Regions from separate parts of the Homo sapiens genome. Here region 1 is linked to region 2. The links are chromatin contacts, found by Hi-C or POLR2A ChIA-PET in ENCODE. All regions are on one chromosome and are shown on one strand. The core of a region is the stretch at or near the end of the contact, and the rest is flanking DNA. Distances in the headings are between cores, read along the strand shown. Region 1 holds the start of CCDC149 (coiled-coil domain containing 149). Region 2 overlaps CCDC149 (coiled-coil domain containing 149).

Evidence for each region. Hi-C counts contacts between places; a loop is a spot of excess contacts on that map. ChIA-PET counts read pairs that join two places held with the same protein, here RNA polymerase II (POLR2A). Pooled maps may share reads with other maps.
Region 1: a map of prostate gland shows a loop between it and region 2 (5-fold over the local background). The contact joins the promoter of CCDC149 here to the enhancer-like site in region 2. A Hi-C loop is called at or near these places in 11 of 168 maps with a recorded cell type or tissue (Calu3, PC-3, PC-9 and 7 more) and 10 of 50 pooled maps. POLR2A ChIA-PET finds 5 or more read pairs at or near these places in 4 of 52 experiments (AG04450, H1, MCF 10A and 1 more).

What each region holds. Positions count from the first base shown.
Region 1 is chr4:24,911,609-24,915,292 of GRCh38, forward strand. CCDC149 (coiled-coil domain containing 149) reads right to left here and starts at 1,434. Exons shown (of 13, transcript NM_001395273.1): 1 at 1,209-1,434. The coding sequence starts at 1,256.
Region 2 is chr4:24,856,695-24,860,315 of GRCh38, forward strand. The region is part of intron 3 of CCDC149 (coiled-coil domain containing 149); the gene reads right to left. Among named protein-coding and RNA genes, the nearest start is that of CCDC149, 55 kb to the right of the region's middle. RefSeq lists enhancers at 1-238, 239-739. Within about 2 kb of position 1,542, at least 2 of the 41 ENCODE cell types and tissues checked have a DNase peak (open chromatin) inside an H3K27ac peak, as active enhancers do; they include ascending aorta, where a contact is called at or near this core.

The sequences.
Region 1 (3,684 bases), core at 184-2,683, 55 kb after region 2:
TGGAGCCAGGCTGCAATACAATGGATCATAACACCAGACAGTTAGGAGAGCTTTCAACTACTAGACCAATGCTGAGCAAACTAAACTAGGGCAGGAGCTACCGCATGTCATTCCTCTTCAGAAACACAACGCTCTGCACACACTGGGCATGAAGCACTATTATCAGACTGACCTGGAGACCCAGAAAACGATGAAAGGAGTGAGGGAGTAGAGGGTTTCCCTTCCCATAACCCACAAGGAAAGGAAAAGAGCAAACCGATACACTCTGCATTGTGTGCACAGGATTAAAGAAAAGGAAGCCCCAAGTTGGCCTTGGCTGGAGCTTGGTTCTCAGAAGGGAGAAATTCCCCGGCATGGGTAAGTAACACCAGGAATTGCCCCCACAAATGGTGGCAAACCAGGGCAACTTACCTGGTTGCCTCCAGGTGAGAGGGAGAAATCCGCATTCCCTCTCACCTGGAGAGGCCGGCAGCTTCTCCCGGCAGGCCGGCAAACTCTTAGGGGGAACTGAAGAGCAAACAGCATAGGATCCTGAAAGTGGACCCCCAGGGTATGTTTATGACAAAAGAGTCGCAGGGCAGGGGGACACGGTGTTCTGTGCTTCCACAAATCGAATCACTTCTGCACCTGTGTTTCACTTTTTCGATAAATGCCCCTCCCCACCTTACACATGGTAGGCCTGCAGTAAACACGTGTTGATTGAATTGAGCAAGTGAATGAGTGAACGGCTGCAGCGGACCCCCGAACTCCCCCAACTCGAACCACCGCCGCAGGTAATTCCACCTGGCCCAGGTTCCACCCCAGGGCTCGGATTCTCCCCCATGGCACCACCTTCCCGTTTCAGTCCCAGGCGTCCAATTGTTTGGCTCCACAACAGTGGCGAGCGGGCAGGCAGGTGGGGCTTGGCACCTTCTGCTCCCGGATCCCAGGGCTTCAGCCTCCAATCCAGGGCCAACCCCTGCCTTGGGGGGAAGGCCCCTCCCCAAAGGCTGACACCAGATGGCGCGGAAGAAAGTGGCGCCCGCGCAGACCCGAAAGTGCAGGAGGAGCGGCGCACCTGGCGGGGTCGCGCGGGTGCGGCAGCCGCGGCCACTTGGAGTGCGCGCCCCCCTCTCGTCCCTCCCAGCTCGGCCTCTCTGGGGGCGCGGGCCCGGGGCTGGCGGCCGCTCGGCCCGGCCCATCCCGCCTGGCCGGCGCCGCGGCCTCACCTCGCTCACCAGCCCCTGCCAGTCGCTCTCAGTCCGGTCGCCGTTCATGGCCTCCTCCTCCATGCGCTGGCCGGCCTCCTGGACCCCCGCCGCCTCCTCCTCCTCGCGACGTCGCGTCGCCGCCGCCGCCCGGGCCCCGCGCGGCCCCGAGAGGGCCCGGCGCCTCCGAGCCGCTGCGCCGCCGCCTCTCGCGGCCGCCAGCGCTGTTGACTCCACGTCAGCCTCCGCCGGAGGGAAAGGGAGGAGGGGCGCGGCCGCCGGGGCCGCAGACACAGCCCGGGCCGCAGCCGAGCCCCGCCGGGCCCGCCCCGCGCCCTCAGCCCCGCGACCTCGGGCTCCGCGCCTCCTGCCCGGCCTCTAGGCAAGGGGAAGCCAGGGTCTCAGCCTACAGGTCACTCCGGACCCCTCAGCGCTCTCCGCGCGGGAGGCGGGCCCCACGGGCAGGCCTGTGTCCCCCGCAAGAAGCAAATCCCCAAATCCAGTCCTTCTCCGACCACCATCACGACTCCCACGCCTAGAATGCAAGCTCCCCGAGGGCAGGGGTTTCCTTGGTTCGCAGATGTGCCTTTGGCAAGATCCTGGCCCATAGGAGATGCTCTACATATATTTATTGGACGAATATTTGTTGAACGCAAGAATGAATGAACCACGTTTTATTATATACTTAGCATTGTTTTTTAAACTATTAGTGCTTGCTTATATATTTTTTAACGTATCATTTGTCATTAATAGAAAGCAAATGTAAAAATTGAAAATAAAGCATTATTCAATTCTAAATAGGGCCAAAAACTCTGAGGGAGATGGTTAGCATGGGTTGAGAGAGGTGTCAAAGACAAATTGGCACTGGTGGCATTCCATGGCTCATGCCTGTAATCCCAGCACCTTGGGAGGCTGAGGCAGGAGGATCCCTTGAGGACAGGAGTTCAAGAGCAGCCTCGGCCACAAAGTGACACACCCCCTCTTTACAAAAAATAAAATAATTAGCAAAAGGGGAAGGCATTGGCATTAAGCTGAGACTTCTCCTAAGAGGAAAGACTGAAAGAGAATGACAGAGGGAAGGTGAATCACACACATAAGTCAATCGTATTCAAGGTGCTGTTCCTGTGACACCTAAAATCCCCTCTTGGACCACTATCAATAGTGAGCCCTCTGTACTCGCAGAAACGCTGTGTGTGGAGATGAGCAAGTAGGTTGAGAAGTTGTGAACCCATTGTACAGTTGTGGAAGCATCATTACCAACATTTATTTATAATTTTTAGCCCCTGTTGATCCTGGATCAACCCTGTGAAATGGATGTTATCCTCATTTATTAGATGGGGAAACTGAGGCCTGAAACGTGGAGAAACAGGGACTCAACTAGGACTTCTGGCTCTAGCATCTTGGAAATCTAAGAATGAAGTATCACCTTGAAAGTTTGTTCTTGGCCTTGTTTTGCACATGATAGACTGTTTGCAAAATGGCAGCAATCATTCCCCTTCTTTGTCCCTTGCCCTGCCACTGTCTCTTTCACTCTGTGCTCAGTCATGTAACTTGCTTTGACCAAAGCAACGTTTGTACATGTGTTACCAGAAAAAAAAAAAAAAAAAAAGAAAAAAAAAGGCTTTTAAAGCAATTGTGCATTAGGATTTAACTCTTGCTTCTGCTCTTGGAAACCATGTAAATAAGCTCCGAATAGCTTGCTGGTTAAGGTAGGATTCCCAACCAACAGTCAACCATCACCAGATGTGTGAGTGAGGCCATTGCCTGCCGCCCCCTCCACGCCCCCCCACCCCCACCCGCACAGCTGATGACAAGCACATGAGTGAGCCCAGCTGAGACCAGCCGAAGAACCATCCAGCTGAGCCTTGCTCAACTAGCTGACTCACAGCATCACATACTAAATAAGTAGTTGTAGTTTAAGCCACTAAGTTTTAGGGCGATTTGCTAGGTATCAACAGGTAACTGAAATGGATGGTGACACAACTGATGAAGGGCCTGAATGGCTTGAACTCTCCCTGGCAGCCCTTCAAAAAGCAATAGTCCCTGGCATCATAATCTAAAGAAAATTTTACAACGGACTGGCTGGCCAGGAGCTAAGAAAAGGAACCAGTATACTAGTCAGCACATTGGTTTTCTGCCTGTTGTATACAACTGCAGCACTCATCCTGGGGAAGTTCAATAACATTGCACACCATGGTCCCTGTCCTAGGGGGCTTGCAAACTAAGGTGCTAGAGAACAGCAGAAAAAAAGGTGGGGCTAGAATGCAGCTAAAGCTTCTGGTCTTCTGACCATTCTGGGCTGCCTAACTCATTATCTTTTTAATCTAAGGAGCTAGAAAGAAGGTCATCCTTGAGCTGAATGTCTAGAGTTAATTAACTCAGTGCCAAGCACTTGTTCCTAAGCCTGACGTCTCATGCCTAAAAAGCAAGGTACTGTCTGCCAATATATTGCCCTCTGGCAAACCATCTGTTTTCATCCTGACCTGTGGATAAATAG
Region 2 (3,621 bases), core at 292-2,791:
TTCTTGATTTTCGTTTCCTGGTTCCCCCTCTCCATCCACAGCTCTCCTTCCTTAGCTCAAGGTGTCACATGTGGGCGGCCTCTGCCTTTCCTCCACGGAACTCCAGAACATTCCCCAGACATTAGCTCATTGATCCTTTTCCCTGGCAGCAAACATAATCCCTCCCTACCAGATGGAGGGCCAGGCCATTGGGCAGCAGTGACTGTCCCTGGGGAGCAGCGGGAGGAGCAGCCCAGCGCTTGCTCGGTCTGGGAGCTGGCTGCCAACTGCACATTCAGGTGAATCTCAGCATCCCCATCTGGAGAAGATGCAGCAAAATTCACCTAAACCTTCATTTAGCGGAAGAGAGGTCCAAAGAAATGTCTGTAAGGGCAACAATGAAAACGTAAAAAAAGACAAGGGAAAAAAATCTCCAACCTCCCTAAGCTTCCCTTTTTAAATCAATATTTCCTTAGTCTCTGGTGGGCAGGAAGACCCTGACATTCACTGACCAATGTAACTGCAGTGGCTACATTGGTAGCTACTGTATGGGTAAACCAGTACAACTCAATCTGTTGGTGGGAAAAGAGTTCTCTTTTCTCAATCCATACTAGATCAATACTTTTGTAAAATCTAATAAAAATGAGTTACTAGGCAAATAAATTTAAGAAGACAAGAAGATAAAACCCCAAGTGTGTATCATTAGATTCAACAGACATAAAACCATGCTGTCAAATTGCTATAAAAGTTTCTGAACACTTACTCTCAATTTCTGTATGTATCTTGTCATGGACCAGAAACAATTAGGTTGCAGCCTGGCCCTGGTCCTTGGGCCTCACTTTAAAAAGCACTGAGCTCAAATGGTTTTCCTAGGGATATGGAAACTAGAGTAAAGAAGACACTTTATAAAAATCAGTCAATAATTCCAGTGATGGCCAGGACGGAGGGCAGGGCTGCTTTAGGAAACAGTTATTTAGAGACCTAGTGATGTGATTATTGAAAATTATTTACTCTGGAGCCTGGCTGAAAAGAAATCTACTAAGAGCCAGCATTTCTACATTAGCTGCAAAACAGTGGTTTATTAAAATCGCAATCCTCCAAGTGAGTTCACTGTAAATCTACCCCAGCTTTAAACTTGGCCCCTGGAGTACAGTGGGGTGGGGGTGGCACCACTGCTTCAAAGCAGGTGACTGTAATTTTCTTTTACCTTTAACAGGCTAGATTCCTTGTCAACATACAATTCTTTTCTATTCAGTCCCTCCACCTCCTCAACTCCAAAACAATAACTTTGAAAACTAGAAAATGACTATTCTGATATGGTGCCTAATTCCTTGACATACACCTTAAAGAACAGCAAAAAAAAAAGAAAGTAGTACATTTCAAAGTGCTCAAAATAGAGGAGAAAAGTTCACAGGATTCTTTTGACCAAAAATAACACCCATGACTCACACACATTCACTATAACAATCCATCAAGCTAACACACGGTGCCTGCTTATAATTTATCAGCTATGCAGAGCACTTTGTCTAACTGTTACTGAGAAGGACTCTGTGACCATCAGTTTAGAATAACAGCACTATGTAAAGGAAATGTCAGGGAAAAGTGGCAGCCTGCCTAAGACTGGGTTTCACAGGGAAGGAAAACAAAACCAAGAGATTCTTTCCTCTAAATCTCTTGGGGCAAGAGGCAGCATAAATAGCAAAACATAAAACGGTTTAAAAAGAAGCCTCTTTTAAATATTCAGATCAAGCGAGAGCCAACATTAAAGGTTGACATTTTTGCTCTGATAATAGTGGAATGTTGAATATAGTGGGATACGTGTAGAATCCATATATTTAAGTCACTCTTTCTAGCTAGGAGTTTATTAAAATTGTGATGGGAAAGGGAGGGAAGAGAGATTTGATGAAAACATAGCGGAGAGATTCAAGGCCGAAAGGATATGACAGCTTTCCATTCTGAAACACCTTCCTTTGTCAAGGAACAACTCAATCCCCAATTATAAATGATGCCTGCAGAAGCAATTCACCAAAGCCAGCCCTGGGTGTGGGAACTGGGAGGCCCTGGAAATTCTCTCTGGACAGGGATGATGACTACAAATACTGACAGCTGTTGTGAAGGCAAAGACCAGGAAATTGATAGAGCTGTCGGATCTCACCCCCAACCTCTTCCCAACTGTTTGCAGGAATCCTCACCGAGGTAGGTTAGCCACATGGGAGAGGGCAGCTATCTTGCAGCATTTCTTTAAGCCCTGCTGCACTCTGAACTCTAGCTCTTGCCTCTATCACCGTTCCAATTCCCCTACAAATGCCGCAAAATATGTCAGAATGGTTTACACTACAGATGTGACATGTTTTTTAAACTTATAAGAACCAATGGGAGATTTTAAAATACGGACAGTCCCTGATTTAATGATGCTTCAACTTATGATCTTTCAACTTTACAATGGTGTGAAAAAGATAGGCATACAGTAGAAACTGTAGTTTGAGTACATAGCCATTCTGTTTTTTGGTTTCAGTACGGTATGGAATAAATTACACTTTATAAAATAGGTCTTATATTAGATGATTTTGCCCAACCGTACACTAATATAAGTGTTCTGAGCATATTTGAGGTAGGCTAGGCTAAGCTAAGCTATGATGTAGGGTGGATGTACTAAACGCATTTTCAACTTTTAATGTTTTCAATTTATGATGGGTTTATCAGAATGTAACCCCCTTGAGCATCCCTTTATGATTAAAACCCTCAGCAAAATCTGCATGGAAGGGACATACCTTAAGGTAATAAAAGCTATCTATAACAAACCCACAGCCAACATTATGCTGAACAGGGAAAAGTTGAAAGCATTCCCCCTGAGAACTGGAACAAGACAAAGATACTCACTTTCACCACTTCTATTTAACATAGTACTGGAAGTCCTAGCAAGAGCAATCAGACAAGAGAAAGAAATAAAAGGCATCCAAATCAGTAAGGAGGAAGTCAAACTGTTGCTGTTTGCTGATGATATGATCATATACCTAGAAAACCCTAAAGACTCCTCCAAAAAGCTCCTAGATCTTATACATGAATTCAGTAAAGTTTCAGGATACAAAATCAATGTACACAAATCAGTAGCACTGCTATATACCAACAGTGGTCAAGCTGAGAATCAAATCAAGAACTCAACCCTTTTACAAACTGCAAAAAAATAAAGTACTTTGAAATATGCCGAACCAAGGAGATGAAAGACCTCTATAAGGAAAACTACAAAGTACTACTGAAAGAAATCAAAGACAACACAACCAAATAGAAACACACCCCGTGCTTTTAGATAGGTAGAATCACTATTGTGAAAATGACCATACTGCCAAAAGCAATCTATAAATTCAACACAATTCCCATTAAAGTACCATCATCATTCTTCACAGAACTAGAAAAGACAATCCTAACATTCATATGGAACCAAAAAAGAGCCCGCATAGCCAAAGCAAAACTAAGCAAAAAGGACAACTCTGGAGGCATCACACTACCTGACTTCAAACTATACCATTAGGCCATAGTCACCAAAACAGCATGGTACTGACACAAAAACAGCAACATAGATCAATGGAGCAGAATAGAGAAGCCAGAAATAAAGTCAAATACTTACAGCTAACTGATCTTCAA